Regions from separate parts of the Homo sapiens genome. Here region 2 is linked to region 1. A link is a loop called in an ENCODE intact Hi-C map of the cell type or tissue named here. Cell type or tissue: body of pancreas. All regions are shown on one strand.

Evidence for each region. Peaks named below come from ENCODE experiments on the same cell type or tissue, not always from the same donor. Only the 100,000 strongest peaks of a DNase experiment are listed, where the experiment ranks them.
Region 2: a loop joins it to region 1, with 2.8 times the contacts of the local background. A loop is called at or near these places in 2 of 110 quality-filtered maps.

Annotation. Positions count from the first base shown.
Region 1 is chrX:13,760,597-13,768,596 of GRCh38, reverse strand. OFD1 (OFD1 centriole and centriolar satellite protein) reads right to left here. Exons shown (of 23, transcript NM_003611.3): 16 at 7,877-8,000; 17 at 7,386-7,512; 18 at 6,153-6,253; 19 at 4,742-4,852; 20 at 1,313-1,470; 21 at 373-543. Among named protein-coding and RNA genes, the nearest start is that of OFD1, 30 kb to the right of the region's middle. RefSeq lists an enhancer at 7,348-7,847. In body of pancreas, a CTCF peak has its summit at 3,633 (motif pointing left); DNase peaks (open chromatin) are centred at 3,656 and 4,836; H3K27ac peaks cover 1,848 bases.
Region 2 is chrX:14,000,531-14,008,530 of GRCh38, reverse strand. It overlaps GEMIN8 (gem nuclear organelle associated protein 8), which reads left to right. Exons shown (of 5, transcript NM_001042479.2): 5 at 1-1,805. Among named protein-coding and RNA genes, the nearest start is that of GEMIN8, 25 kb to the left of the region's middle. In body of pancreas, no CTCF peak of the experiment used is centred here; no DNase peak of the experiment used is centred here.

The DNA.
Region 1 (8,000 bases):
AAACATGAAATTTAGCAAGCACATCAAAATAAACTATAGGGTATGCATTTAACACCCATAATACTTCAGACTTACATAAAATATTAATGTCAGTATTAATGCATTTGATAGATCTTTTCTTTCTTAATGAGCCACCCCAACTTTTACAAATTAAAATCTCTTAAATCTTTTACCTTAAGCAAAAAAGCTATGAATTTTTGTCAAAAGAATAGTATATTTAAAAGACTCAAGGTTCCATTTGAACTTTGGATTTTCTATACTTTTCACCTTTTTGTCTTCAATGGAGAAGACGGATTCCCGTCCCAAGAAGTTAAGCCACGGAAGCCCTGGATGTCCCCCACCCACAGATTGCCCTGCCCATGGCACTGGCACCTTATCTGCCGACTCCTGGTCTTGCTCCTGCTGGATGATTTTCATGTATTTCTCTAAAGGATTTTCACTGTGAGCAGATTTGTCTTTTATTTCTTGATTACTCATTTCTAATTCATTTTCCATTTCTAATTCCTTTTTTATTTTAATCTTCAGTGATTCTTCAATCATCTTCTATAAAACAGGCACCAAAACAGAAAATACACAAATACATTTGTAAAACTTTTAAGTGTTTTAAAAATGCACTAATATTAATCCCGATCCTTCAAGTACAGCCTGTATGCCAGAGGACTAATTTTTAAAATTGAAGTCATTGCTATCATCAAAGGAAGACAAATATGTCATCTCAATGAAGGAAGGTATTAATTGGCAAGTGTCCTGTGCTTTGGACTTGAATTAACCAAGAGTCCAAGGAACATTCATATGTTAGAGTAATTCAAGCAAGACTTAGCAGGTGTGTTAAGTGGACAGAGTAATCCATCTGCTAGGACTAGAATTGGGACACAGAAGGCAAGAAGAGAAATAGAGGAAGGAGGGAGGGAGTGTGTGCCCCTGGAAGCAACTGTGAACTGGCAGCCACTCCTCCCTTGGGTTCTAGTCCCAGCTAGCTGGCACTGACAGTCTCTTCTTTAAACCCTGTTTTCAAAGCAAAGTTCTGCAGCAAAGCACAGTCTACCTTTTTTACAGGCTTGTTTTAAGGATCAGATGAGAATGTACAAAAATTACCTTCAAAAACTATCCTTTACTACAAAACTCCTAAGCTTCACATTCTGTGCAGCCTTTCCCACTGCTTTTAAGACAAGGAGAGGACAGGGATGCCTTTTAAGGCATCTGCCGCACCTCTGACTTTGTACACCAATTGACTCCCCTCCCTGAGCTCAATGTACTTACGAAAGGTGTACAATGGAGCAACCAGTTCAGAGAATCAAGTCATACTTATTACCCTTTCCTGATACAGTTTTTCTAGTTCTCTTCGTTCCCTTTCTAAAACTTCTTGTAGGTTACTCTGCCTTCTTTCTTCTCTCTGCCTTCGTTCTTTCACTTGCTGTTCCCGTATTTTTTCTTCTTCCTTTTGTTCTTCAATTTGTTTCTGATCTACACCTAATAGGACAGAAAATAAAGAGTAGCTTCCAGTATCAGATTATTCAAATGAATGCAGGACCAGTCTGCAGGAGCCCTTGCCAAGACCCACGGAGACTCTGCTTGGCTTTTAGTTGACTCTGTGACCTGCTTCAAGTCACTATTTCATTTTCACCGACTTCAAGCTCCCGACCCCACTCCTTGAACTGTACCCTACTTCACTTGACTGAGACAAATACGTCACCCTCACCATAACCAACTCCAACTGTCCTCCTTCCATGTCACATGTTCTCATCCTCTTCACAGATCTCCTCCCTCCTTTCCAAGGCAAACCCTGCATTTCTGCCTCTGCCTTTGATTATAATCCCTCCCCTATCTTTAGGACCCAGACTGAGCCATTAATCCCTATTTCTGTACACAGTAGTTTTAGAAGTCTTACTCCCATAAAGATGCTCAAGTCTGTCCTACCCCAACAAAACAGAACAGAAATCACACCACTGCCCTCCCCCCGCCATTCCAGCCATCTCACTGTTCATTCCCCACTTCCTCCAAACTGACGGCAGCCCTTCCTGGGGTTTTAGCCATCACTTGTATATGGATCCTTTCCCTATCTTTTCCTCTACTCCTGGTCTCTCTCCCTAGCCTCGCGTCCACATTTCTGATAGTTCCTTGCCATCCGCATGTGGAAACCCCACAGCACTAGCTTCGTCCCAGGCATGATCATCCCGGTCCTTCGATCATGCTCTTTCTACCCTCTATCCACTCAGCCACCAGTGTTTGCAGGTTCACACTCCCTGTCCTGTGGCTGCAACAGGGGCCCTTCTCACCATCTCCCTGGACTACTGAAACAGCCCAGTCAAGGCTCTTCCTGAAGCCAGTCTCTGCCTTCCAACAACCTGTGGTCATCTGCACCAGGCATTTCCTGAGGGGAAGATGTGGATCTGCTGTGCAGCATCTCCGCTCTGATAAGAGTCCTACGCCATGGTAGTCTGGGCTCTGACAACCTGCCCTTTTCTTCCCAGATTGATTTCCTACATCACCACCAACTTTGTACGAGAAATATTTCATCTGTACCAACCCACTCACTGGGGCCTGGCCGTGGCTCTATCTTCCTTGCTTGACATTCACCTTCACTGTCTCCTCAGCCTGTAGCACTCCCTTGCTCTCACAAAGTCTGAAATGCTATTCAAGACCCAACTGAAATGCCACCTCCTCCTTATTCCTGAAGTGACAACTAACCACTCCAGCATCTCACTTGCAGGATATCTTGTACCTGATCTGTCAAAAACTACATGTACTTGTTTCTTCCACTTCTATTCCTTCCAGGCAAGGTCCATACTTTAATTACTTGTCTGTTCCCTCTGCATCTTGGCACAGGTCCCTATATCTCAAAAGTTTTAATTAGACCCCAATCCCAGAGACAATTATGCTGACCTTTCTCTTCTGGCTCTGACCCATAACCTACATTTTTTTTTTCAACCCAAGCAATGCTAATAAGTAGAAAAATTCATAGGTTCAGCAGAGGACTTTGAACCTTTTTGCTGTGCCTTGTTCTAAAGTGATCAGCAGGAACTGAGTTTTACTAATAGGAGAGAAGCAACACAGTTTCTTCTCTCTCTCCCCCATCTCTTCTGAATCCTTCTCATGAAATTAAAATACCAGAGGAGACAGCTGATCATTTCCACAGGCAGAAATGCAACTTCCTCCTTGCTAGAGAAGAAAAAATAGTTACTCCTAAACAAGATTGCTTTCTTATATGGAATAGTAATCTCAAAATAGGAATGTTGTTTAAGCACCAATTACAAAATAAAGAGGAAGAGTGAGCTGCTTCTCTACTCTGGTGTATATTTTGTAGCTGCAGGGTGGTATACAGAAATCTCTTGGACACAAGGGGAAAGGAAGGAAGCATGTCCACGGGGCACCTCCGAGACACCAAATTTCAACCTTTTTGAATTCCCTTTGTGCCCAGATGAAGAGATGAAATGACAAATATAACAATTTCTCAATAACTAAAATGTCACTCGCCATGCTGCTTAATAATTTTTAAAGCAAATATTATAATCTATGTTCCATCTCAGCAGCAGAACACCTAGTTACTCAGTTGATTTCCCTTATCCTATCACATTATTTGTATTCCCTCGCTCAGGTCTGTGCCAAATGAGTGCCTGTAGACACTCCCTCTTGTGGCCACGGCCCCTACTCAGCTGCTGCAGCCCCTCCCTGCTGCGGTCCTGGGTGATGGCCTGCTGACCATCTGCCTCCCCTGCTAGAAATCCAGGAAGGCGAGGGCTTGAGCTATATGCTCAGCGCTGAGCAAAGTGCCCAGCAGAGACAAGGCTCTAGATCATGTCTCACTGAATGCTTTCCAAAGCAGATTTACTCTGGAATCAGCAACATCAACCCTCTCAAAATCTCTTGCCTCTTTCAGTTATTTTATATGTTCCTGGGTACCATGACTAAAACCAAGAAACTGCTAACAGGGGTTTTGGGTATGATGTTTTTCCAACGTTTGGGAGGGACTAAGAGGTGGCTTTACTTGAGAAAATTCCTTTCAGATTTGAGGATTAAACACTTGGTCCAAGAAGAAAAGGACCTGGCTGTTGGCTGAGCCCTGGAACAAAGCACAAAGCTCCCACGGCTCTCTTCCCGTCTCCCTCCACCCGCAGGGAGGGAAGTGGGTAATCTGGAGGAGAAGAGGAAAAAGAGGAAGTGGGCCAGAGAAGAGAAGTCTGATGGCCAGTTTTCCTCCAGTGCTACGCTAACTCGGTGTCACAGCTTTTCCAAAGATTGAAATACGAAGTTTTTCTGTCCTAATTTCTTAAGACACAAAGGAAACAAGTAGATAGAAAAATAAATAATATTTAAATGTTACAATCATATTAAAGATATATGCTGGGAGTTAATTATTATTTCAATTTTTCACTGTGATTTCCCAAACTTTAAGGTTCCCAAGGAACAGTTTTTGCAGAAGAGTCTTGGGGAAAAGTCCAACTACTATGCCAGGCACTGAAGAGTAAATGAAAACACTTTTTAAGCAACTGGCCTGGGAAGCCTAAATGAGAAGCCTTTCCTTCCAACGTGTCCTTTCTCAGCACTGTCTTTACATGTTCACATGGGAATTACTTCAGAAATGTCATTAACAATATAATGACACCTATAACCCCCAACCCAAGATTTTGACTAATTTACACCTACAAGATGACTTCAGTGATACATGAAATAATTCACAGAGCACACGGACTGGTATTTAGTATGCGACCCTGCTGACTGTTAGTTCAAAAAAAGAACTTACTTGGGTGCTGATATGAGAGGGGCACAGCAGCTGCAGCAGCGTCCACATGAGACATATCCCCGGCAGGAGAAAGCCCGCCCATTTCCAACTGCCTTGGCATGTTCCCTGCAGCTGCATGAGGCACAATTGTCCCATGAGTCCTTAATAATAACACCAAGACAAAGAAGGGCAGTGCAGTGTGGGGGCAACTGACTGGAGCACGGGAACTGAAGCCAAAGTAACTGGGTGCGCCCTTTCCTAACAGGATTCTATGAAGTTCCCAACATAACCACTTGGCAACGTATTTGCTTGTCAGAGTGTTCTCGTAGTTGAAAGAATTAACTTTGTTTACAAAATGAGATTCGTTACCCAACAGGAAAATCAACCCAGTGACAGTGAAGAATTCAATTGGCTTGCTGATCATCATTTGAATTCTATTAAAATATCAATGATTTAACACAAAGACTTTAACAAATATTTACAAAATTTACCAAGCCCTCTCATTTAACTGTTCAAAATATTAACACTTTCAGATTTGAAGATGAAGTTTACAAGGCTAACCAATAGCTTATATGCAAATATAAAGATTTCTCAAGCTGGAAAGAACCTTAGAGATGATAGGCTCTACATGCTTATTTTACACTTACAAAGTGGCTACAAAGTAAGACAGTCTAAGGCAGGGCCATAGCCAGGACACCAGTTTCTGGACTCTTAATATTCTTTTATCTCTATTCTTTTACTAAAAATGAGGTTTTCTAAATCTGAGGCAATCAACTGAATCAGTATATTTAAAAAATAACATCCTTAGGCCGGGCGCAGTGGCTCATGCCTGTTATCCCAGCATTTTGGGAGGCCGATGCAGGCGGATCACTTGAGGTCAGGAGCTCAAGACCAGCCTGGCCAATATGGTGAAACCCCATCTCTACTAAAAATACAAAAAAACTAGCTGGGTGTGATGGCATGCACCTGTGGTTGGTCCCAGCTACTCGGGAGGCTGAGGCAGATGAATCACTTGGACCTGGGAGGAGGAGGGAGATTGCAGTGAGCCAAGATCGGACCACTGTACTCCAGCCTGGGCAACAGAGAGAGACTCCATCTCAAAAAAATAAAAATAAACATTCTTGTATTCCATCAAAGGAAAAAATAAATAAAAATCACTTATTTAAAATCTGATAAGTTAATAATTCATTTATAAGCTTAGCTCAAACTCTGAAATTATTAGTCATACTGAAATTTTTAAAAAGTAAACACACACATGAAAATCATCATGGTAGAAAAATGAGGTGATACATCTGTACTTGTGGTTGTATCACAAAATAATAATGACCCAATTTGTAACTGCTTTTCTTTTTAAACCAATGGATACGTTTCACCAAAACTAAGCTTTCTAGATTTTCAACATATAAAAACTGGTATTTATATTTGAACTTACATTCAAAAGATGATTCAAACTCCTCATTATCCTTAAAAGCTAGCTTGTCCACATCTGAAAATTCACTTTTGTCTTGAAGTTCAGTTTGTCTTCGATAAAGACTAGATTGGAAGGATAAAACTCGTGAAGTTTCAATAATGGAAAACCAAAGAGTACAAGGTGACAAAAAGCCTTTTGTGACTCAAGAAAAGGCTCTACAAAATTCCCTTTCTCTTTGTCTTGTAAATAGCTCCACCTCACCACCACCACTAGGCATTGTTCTCAGCAATTAATACCTGTTTAATCAGTTACTCCTTGTAACTATTTCATGCTGTGAAGTAGGTACTACAGTTGTTAATAAAGAATAATGTTGTACTCTGAATGCTATTCCTAGGAAATAACCATAAAACATTTCTGAAAAAAAATTCTGCACACTATCAGCATGAACCAGATGAAGATGCAACACCACAACCTTGAGTGAGCAAAGCGCCCTAACTCAGCATATGTGTGTGTCTTATCCTTCCTTTTGGCTTATCACAAAAAAAAAAAAAAAAAAAAAAAGCTTTAGGACTACGACAGGCCCATGTGGCAGAGAACTACATTAACATGCAGATGCCCGAGATCGAGCCTGGAGCTAAGGAGTCAGTTCCCTCTGCTGTGGGGCCCAGGTATGGGTAGGAGTCTGCTCATGACTCAAATCATAGCCTGGCTGACCCAGTGGACTAGTTTCTAAAAACATCCACTCCTTCCTGTTTCAACAATCATACACCAGAGCCTGCTACCACGTTTGAATTTATTTCAATGATATGCAGGTCAGAACCTTATCTGTTTATATTTCAATGCCAAAATATTTTAAAAATGACTTTTTAATGATGTGTAAAATTGTTCCAACTTTATAAATAACCTCCATTTGTTTGCTTTCAGATTTTGTACATTTGTTTTTTATCTTAATAAACCAAATCTATTCACAGAACTAGGAAGATGCTTATTAATACCAGATTGCATGGTCCATATATCAAGTTTAGCAAATAAGCATTATCCACTTATTTGCTAAAAGCAATCTTTTTCCCTCCAGGTAATTTAGATGATTCTCAAAGATGACATATCATTTTGCAATCTGATTGCAAATTCTATACTGCCACATGATCTATAATAATTATCTCAAAAAAAAAAAATCCCAGTAAAACAAGTGAAGGCTGACAGAGCAAGTAACATTATTCAGCTGAAGCTAATCAATCAGAACGTTATACTTACCCCACTTTCTGCTCCGGAGGGCTGGAGACAGGAGGGATGGAGAGGCTGTGCCTAGACTCAGTGGGTGATGGTAGGGGCATTCTGTCAGGACAAGGACTGGGGGAAGCAATGTGTGATCTGCCCAGACCTAAGGTGCAGAAAGAACCAAGGCAAGAATATTACCAATTGCACGGAGAAGATACCAACGTGGTTTCTAAAGAGCTCTACTAGTTTGAAAATAAACTGTTATCCTCACAAATAGCCAATTATGATGCATAAGATCCAGAAAACTAATGATTCAAGCACCTAAATTAAATTGCAGTGGCAATAATAAAATGCAGGAAACCAACAGGCAGCAAAGGCAAGGCAACTATCACTCTCTAAACAGCTCTGTGTGCCAAACACTAGACCTTGCCACTCTGGCCCGCTGACCCTCACGGCAACCCTGTGTCGTGGGCAGGGTGGCTACCCAACTCCAGAGCACCCCGCAACCCTTTGTGCGGGTGGCTTACCTTCCAGATACATTTCACTTTCGAGGCTTCTTTTTGCTTTTGGAAGGGGTGTGGAAGAGAGGCGTCTGGAGGAAGTGCCCCCGCGGAGCCTCGAGGCTGCACTGCCTGTCAGTGCTTCCACGAC
Region 2 (8,000 bases), 240 kb before region 1:
CTCTCTGACTCTAGCTCCATTAGCCCCCACTAAAAATGAGCCAAGTGTGTAGTGAGACAAATACCACTACCTGTAGTGGAGAGGGATGCATGTTCTATAAAGGGCCAGAGAGTGAATATCTTTGGCACTGCAAGCCACACGGTCAGTGTTGTGACTACTCAACCCTCCCTTTGTAGTGTGAAAGCAGCTGTAGACAGTAAGTAAACAAATGGGTGTGGCTGTGTTCTAATAAAACTTTATTTATAAAAACAGGCGGCCGGGCGCAATGGTTCATGCCTGTAATCCCAGCACTTTGGGAGGCCGAGGTGGGCAGATCACGAGGTCAGGAGATGGAGACCATCCTGGCCAACATGATGAAACCCGTCGCTACTAAAATACAAAAAATGAGCCGGGCATGGTGGTGTGTGCCTGTAATCCCAGCTACGTGGGAGACTGAGGCAGGGGAATTGCTTGAACCCAGGAGGCAGAGGTTGCAGTGAGCTGAGATCGCGCCACTGCACTCCAACCTAGAGAAAGAGCAAGACTCCGTCTCAAAACAAAAACAAAAACAGACTGCAGGCCAGATTTGGTCTACAGATGGTAGTTTGCCAACTGCACCTCTCATGGAATGAAAATCACCTGCCTGACATTTTTATTCTTGTTATCTCATTATGTCTACAGAGCTTAGATGTCATACAGAATTGAGAGCAAAGAACAATAATTCCGGCCCGGCGCGGTGGCTCATGCCTGTAATCCCAGCACTTTGGGAGGCTGAGGTGGGCAGATCACGAGATCAGGAGATCGAGACCATCCTGGCTAACACGGTGAAACCCCATCTCTACTAAAAATACAAAAAATTAGCCGGGCGTGGTGGCGGGCACCTGTAGTCCCAGCTACTTGGGAGGCTGAGGCAGGAGAATGGCGTGAACCCAGGAGGCGGAGCTTGCAGTGAGCCGAGCTCCAGCCTGGGCAACAGAGTGAGACTCCATCTCAAAAGAAAAAAAAAAAAGAACAATAATTCCCAAACCTGGTCACTGCTGCAGTCACCTCTGTTGCAGAAAACGCACAGTTGATTTCTTACTATATACAGCAAATATTGATTTGATAAAGGAATACATTTCTGAAAATGAAATCTAAAAGCTGATGGAGCAGGTCATTTATAAAAGCCAGCTGCCTTTTAAATAAGTTATTACAGTACATTGCCAGGGTGAGCCCATGTTGACCTGAGAAGATTAGCACATCCATCAAAGGCTGGTGAAAAGATTTAGTATTGACATGTTTCTCTCTAAGAACAGTTGGCTTCACATTCAGCCCCTGCCCTGAGACAAATGCATTATTTTCATCAGCCCTGGGTGCTTATTTTTCTAAGCTCTCATTTTATTACTGGAGTCACAATTTGTGTGTAGGTGTTGCCGACAAAAATGATAATTAACTTTCCCTTGAGGTGACACATAACTAAAATTTCAAATCTTTAGTATTTCTCCCTTTCATTTTAAATTCATATGCCTAACTATAAAATAACTGTGACTGAGATACAAGTACAAACCAAAGCCTGGAATTGCAGCAGGTGCTGAGGCATTTGAAAGTGAAATGTTTCTCTTCGCAAAGGACTCTTATACCCTCCCCTAAAGAAATCACCATGCCGGTCTCACCCCTACTGGCTTTGTTACCTAAGGCTTCACCTCTCAGTGCTTCTGGTTCCTTCCTTATCCTTAAAATGAGTGTTAATAATTCTCTCGTGGGGTCATTGTGCGGACCACATTGAGTAGTGCCTGTAAAACAGTGCTGGCTACACGGTAAATACTCAATAAATGTTGACACGTTTATTACCTGTCTTTAAAAATCACTGGGAAGTGCCAGTGGGAGTCTTGAGTATAAAATTTCTAAATACGGAGAAATGTTTCCCTGTCAGCTCTCCGAATGGATGCGCTGGCTTCTGGACACCTCATGCCAGCCCATCCTTCCTCCTGCTTGTCTCAGATAATTTGTGATACAAGGCACACGTGACTCGTTTGTTTGTTTATCCAACAAATATTTGAATTTCTTCCATCACAGTTAGTTAAACCATAGTCTCTTCCCTCAGGATTTTTTTTCTCCCTTTTTTTCTTCTAAATCCTACTTTTGCTTCTGTCTGTTGGTGACAGTCTGATGGCTATTCTCCCTGTGTCCCTGTGTATGTGAGAGTAGATGGGCATGCAGAGCTTATTAGATGTCTCTAGCTCAGGCCGGGAGCGGTGGCTCACACCTGTAATCCCAGCACTTTAGGAGGCCAAGGTGGGCGGATCGCCTGAAGTCAGGAGTTCGAGACCAGCCTGGCCAACATGGTGAAGCCCTGTCTTTACTAAAAATACAAAAATAAGCCAGGTGTGGTGGTGCACACCTATAGTCCCAGCTACTCGGGAGGCTGAGGCAGGAGAATTGCTTGAACCCAGGAGGCAGAGGTTGCAGTGAGCCGAGATTGCGCCATTGCACTCCAGCCTGGATGACAGAGTGAAAAAAAAAAAAAAAGTGTCCCTAGCTCTTTGGCCAGTCACAGAAGAATCTGTGGATGTCTTCACTGATAGGATCACATGGCCTTTTAACAAGGCCACCTTTGCCACCGAGGGGAACATGTGTTGGAGGCACCAATATCTGATGGAAAAAACAAACTTCTTTTTTCTCTACTCGCACTCAATACAACAGAGAGCACTTCTGACACCAGATGTCAGGGGGCTTTTCCCTACACATCAAGCAATTTCTCCAGGGGCCACCAACTGGGTGTCCTATAATTCATTTCTGACACTATCTATCTGGAGGTAGCATCAGATCCCACAAGTTAAAGGCCCAGTACCACAGGATTGCCCCCGACTTCAGATGCCAATCACAAGTAGTAGGTTGTCACGTATACTTCTGACTGAACAGCTATCAATTAGGGTTCCCACGACCTCCTCTTTGGGTTCAATTAATTTCCTAGGAAGGCTCACAGAACTCAGGCTCACACTTCTTGAGTTTACCTGCTTACTAAAGGATAGTACAAAAGATACAGATGAACAGTGAAGAGATGCATTGGGCAAGGTATGTGGAAAGGGGTGCAGAGTTTCTTTGTCTCTCTGAGCACGCAGCCCTTCAGGAACCTCCACATGTTCAGCAATCCAGAGGCTCTCCAAACCCAGTTCTTCTGGGGTTTTTATGAAGGCTTCATTACATAGTCATGATTGATTAAATCATTGGCCATTAGTGACCAACTCAACCATCAGCCCATCTCCCTTCCCTGGAGGTTAGGGGGTGGGCCTGAAAATTCCAACCTTCTAATCATGTGGTTGGTTCCCCTGGCAGCTGGCCCCATCCCGAAGCTGTCCAAGAGCCCACCAAGAGTCACCTCATTAGAACAAAAGACTCCCATCACCCAGGAAATTCCAAAGCATTTAGGAGCTCTGTGTCAGGAACCAGGGTCAAAGACCAAGTATTACAACAAAAGACTTTCCTAGTGCCTCTATCTACAAGAGTTTCAGGGGGTCTATGTCAGAGACCAAATATATATATTTTTTATTATCTCACAATATCACACAATGGGGGGCAGGCAGACCACTTACAAGCCTATTGCAGAAAAGGTGTTCAACCTCACTGGTAACCAGAGAACCACTAATTACAATAAGAGTGATATTCCATACCCTTCAGATAGGCAAATGTCTAAAAAGAATAAAAATGCTGGCCAGTCACGGTGGCTCATATCTGTAATCCCAGCACTTTGGGAGGCCAAGGCGGTTGGATTGCTTGAGGCCAGGAGTTCGAGACCAGCCTGGCCAATATGGTGAAACCCCGTCTCTACTAAAAATACAGGAAAAAAATTAGCCAGACATGGTGCCATGCACCTGTAGTCCCAGCTACTTGGGAGGCTGAAGCAGGAGAATCACTTGAACCCAGGAGGCAGAGGTTTCAGTGAGCTGAGGCCGTGTCAGCCTGGGCAACAGAGCGAGATGCTGTCTCACAAAAGAAAAAGAATAAAAATGCCAAGTGTGGCAAGGACGTAGAGAGATGAGAACTCACATTGCTATGGGAGTATAGGTTGGTCCACCCTATTGAAGGGCACGGTGGCATTTTTCTTGCAAAGTTAAAACAGGCACATATGACCCAGCAATCCTACTCTCAGGTATATGCCCAAGAGACACTCTTCCATGTGGGCACAAGGAGGTGCACAAGAGAGTGGGCACTGCCACATAATAATAGCAAACAATTGGAAACAAATTAAGTGCCCATCTACAGGATGTGGGTAAGTAAACTGTGGAGTGTTCAATGATGGCATACTACAGGAGCCCTTAAGAGAAATGAGCTAGACTACATGTATGAAAATGCTAGTGTCGAGGTGAAAAAGGAAGTTGTGTAGGTATAGCATGATAACATTTAGCCATAACTTTAAAAAATACACACCATGCACGCATATATGTACTAAAATCTAGAAACATGCATGGAAAAGATTCACACACATACACCCCAACTTCAGAATAGTGGTTAGTTCTGAGTAGGGAGAGGTTGAGACACCACTCAAAGGGGGTTTTTCTATCTGTCTAATGTTTAATTTCTTTAGAACAGAAAAGCAATGGTAATAACCCAGCTTTGATGGAGGCCCCTAAGTTTATCAAACTCTATTCTAACAAAGTAGTTTATCTTTCACTTCATTTCTAGGGTTAAATGTTACAGGAAATGTTTACTTTATCAAACACTTAAATAGAGCTTACTATAAGCCTCACCCTCTTCTAATTGCTTTACAAATACTAATTTCTTTAGCAATCTATCTATGACAAACCTATGAGGTAGCTATTACAGGTACAAAACCTGTTTTCCAAAACCCTTAGATCATGTATGTTTCAGAATGTAGGCATTTTTGTACTTTTGAAAAGTAAAACAGCATATTCTAGAACTTGGCCCAGTGGGCTAGGGTAGCCTGCCACCAAGATAGCTGGACTATAAAATGGAAGAATATTCTAAGTATGATAAATACAGACCATAAATATCCTCAGTTCCATCCAGGTCAGGTTTTGTCATCAAATCATTAAGGTCAAGTCAGGTTGTGCTGCCAAACAAATTTTAAAACAAGAAAAACCCTTCCAGTTTTCAGACCTTTGGGAATTTCAGAAATGTGTTGAAGGAATATTATTGTCATTTTGCAGATGAGGAGACTGAAGCACAGAGAAATTAACCAACATCACCACATTCACTTCAAGTGATGGATGTGAGCTTCAAACACAGATATTCTGACTCCTAACTTCCCTGCCGTTAGCTGCTCCAGCATGCTGAAATCTGGTTCTAACAACCACATTCACAGGAAGTGGAAGGTACATGTCTTCAAAGCACAGGAGCTGAGCTGAATCTGGAGCTGAGCATGAGGTTACGGTCTAGTCCCTGCTGGGCTTGAGAACGTGTGACTCTGGATAATGCATTTGCATTCTTTAACTGAATTTTATAACTGAGGCTAAGGCAGTGAGAAGAGGGGACACATTCCAGAGACACCGAAGAAATAGACATCCCATGGCTTGGTGACTTGGGCCAGGTGATGAACCAGCCTAGGATGGCTCAGGTGTGTGTCTTGGATGGAAGTTGTAGTCACTGAGGTAAAGCGAACAATGAGAAACAGGTTTGAGAGGGACAATCAATTCCATTTGGGACACAGTGAATTTGAGGAGTTCAAAAAACATCCAGTGACATCCTACCACTCACTGGCTATTTGGGTTTGGAACTCAATAGAGAGGACCTGCATTAAAAATACAGATGTTGGCCGGGCGTGGTGGCTCATGCCTGTAATCCCAGCGCTTTGGGAGGTCGAGGTGAGTGGATCACCTGAGGTCAGGAGTTCGAGACCAGCCTGGCCAACATGGTAAAACTGTCTGTACTAATAATACAAAAATTAGCTGGGCATGGTGGTGCACACCTGTAATCCCAGCTACTCCCGAAGCTGAGGCAGGAGAATGGCTTGTACCAGAGAGGCGGAGTTTGCAGTGAGCGGAGGTTGCAGTGAGCCGAGATTGCACCATTGCACTCCAGCCTGGGCGACAAGAGCGAAACTCCATCTCAAATAAATAAATAACTAAATAAAATAAAAATATAGATGTTTCAGCCCTCGGCCTTAGGAATGTGGAAAAAGGGACAGTATGTAAACTAAGAGGAATTGACCTGTGACAGTGGGGCCCTGAAGAACTCTATTTATCTATCTATCTATCTATCTATCTATCTATCTATCTATCTATCACCTATCTATCTATCTCTACCCATCTTATCTGTATATCTATCATCTATATTTGCAACCGAAATCTAATCAAGACTCTATGTCTAATTACCAGTCACAGGAAGTTCAGGGAGAAGACCAGTATATTAAAAGACACTGAAGATGTCATCAGCCAAATCCAGAATGTGAGAAATTTCATAGGATGGAAGACCCAGTTTCTTTAACAAACTTTTTTTTTTTTTTTTTTTTTTTTTTGCTGGAGTGCAGTGGTGTGATCTTGGCTCACTCACTGCAACCTTCGCCTCCTGGGTTCAAAGGTTTCTCCCACCTCAACCTCCAGAGTAGCTGGGATTAGAGGTGCCTACCACCACGCCCGGCTTTTTTGTATGTTTAGTACAGACGGGGTTTCACCATGTTGGCCAGGCTGGTCTCTAACTCCTGACCTCAGGTGATCCGCCCACCTCGGCCTCCCAAAGTGCTGGGATTACAGGCGTGAGCCACCAAGCCAGGCCACAAATGGACTTTTAAGAAGCACATGTTGGGGCCGGGCATGGTGGCTCACACCTGTAATCCCAACACTCTGGGAGGCCGAGGCGAGCAGATCACAAGGTCAAGAGATGGAGACTATCCTGGCCAACGTGGTGAAACCACAAAAAATACAAAAATTAGCGGGGTGTGGTGGTGCACACCTGTAGTCCCAGCTACTTGGGAGGCTGAGGTGAGAGGATCACTTGAACCCAGGAGGTGGAGGTTGCAGTGAGCCCAGATTGCGCCACTGCACTCTAGCCTGGCGACAGAGTGAGACTCTGTCTCAGGGGAAAAAAAGCGCATGTTGGAGAAAGAGTGATGGCGAGGGCGAGGAGGTGTTATGGGATATGGTGTGGAACTTGTATGTGTCCTAACTTGGACAAATTGATTATTAAAACACTTTTAGATCATTGAAGAAATTTGAGTATGGACCGAGTGTTAGACGATATTAAAGACTTATTAACTTTGTTAGGTATAATAATTGTTTTATGGTTATGGGTTTTTTGTTTCTTTGTTCGTTTAGTTTTTATCTGTTAAAGACACTGAACTATTTCAAGTTGAGCTGATATGATACCTGGGGTTTTCTTTAAAGTGCTCCAGTGACAGGGCATGGGAGAGGCAACAGTTGAAATCAGATCAGCAAAATGTTGAGAATTACTGAAGCCGAGTGATGGACACGTGGAGATGCAGTATGCTATTCTCTCTAGTTTTGTTTTTGTTTGAAAATTTCGTAGTAAATTTTTCAAATGAAATAGAATTTGAAGGAAAGAGCTTTACAGTACTAAATGTTACGGAGAGGTCTGATAAGCTGAAGACAGAAAAGTAGACAATCTAGAAACCATTGTCATCTGAAGGACCTTAAAGCAATTTCAGTGGATAGATGGGGAAGAAAACCAAGTTTTACATCAAAGCTAATATACTCAAAACAAAATAAAAGGACGGCGGCATGTCAAAGGGGCACAGAAGCCACTCCCAGAAGAGCTCCCAGTGGCCAAACTGGACAGCCTGAGCAACAAAATAAATAATATGGTGTTAGATTGTAACCCAAAGTATAACATAAAAATACTTGAGTCTATACTGATAAATGATTGACTAATAAATAAATATATGGAGAGAAGAGACAAATCTTCCTTACAGAATAATTCCAAATAATAGCTATAGATACTAGCCCCTCCAAGATGTGGGACTCACCCCTCCATCTCCATCTTTTTTAAATTTTTTTTTTTTCAAGATGGAGTCTTGCTCTGTCACCCAGGCTGGAGTGCAGTGGCACGATCTGGGCTCACTGCAAGGT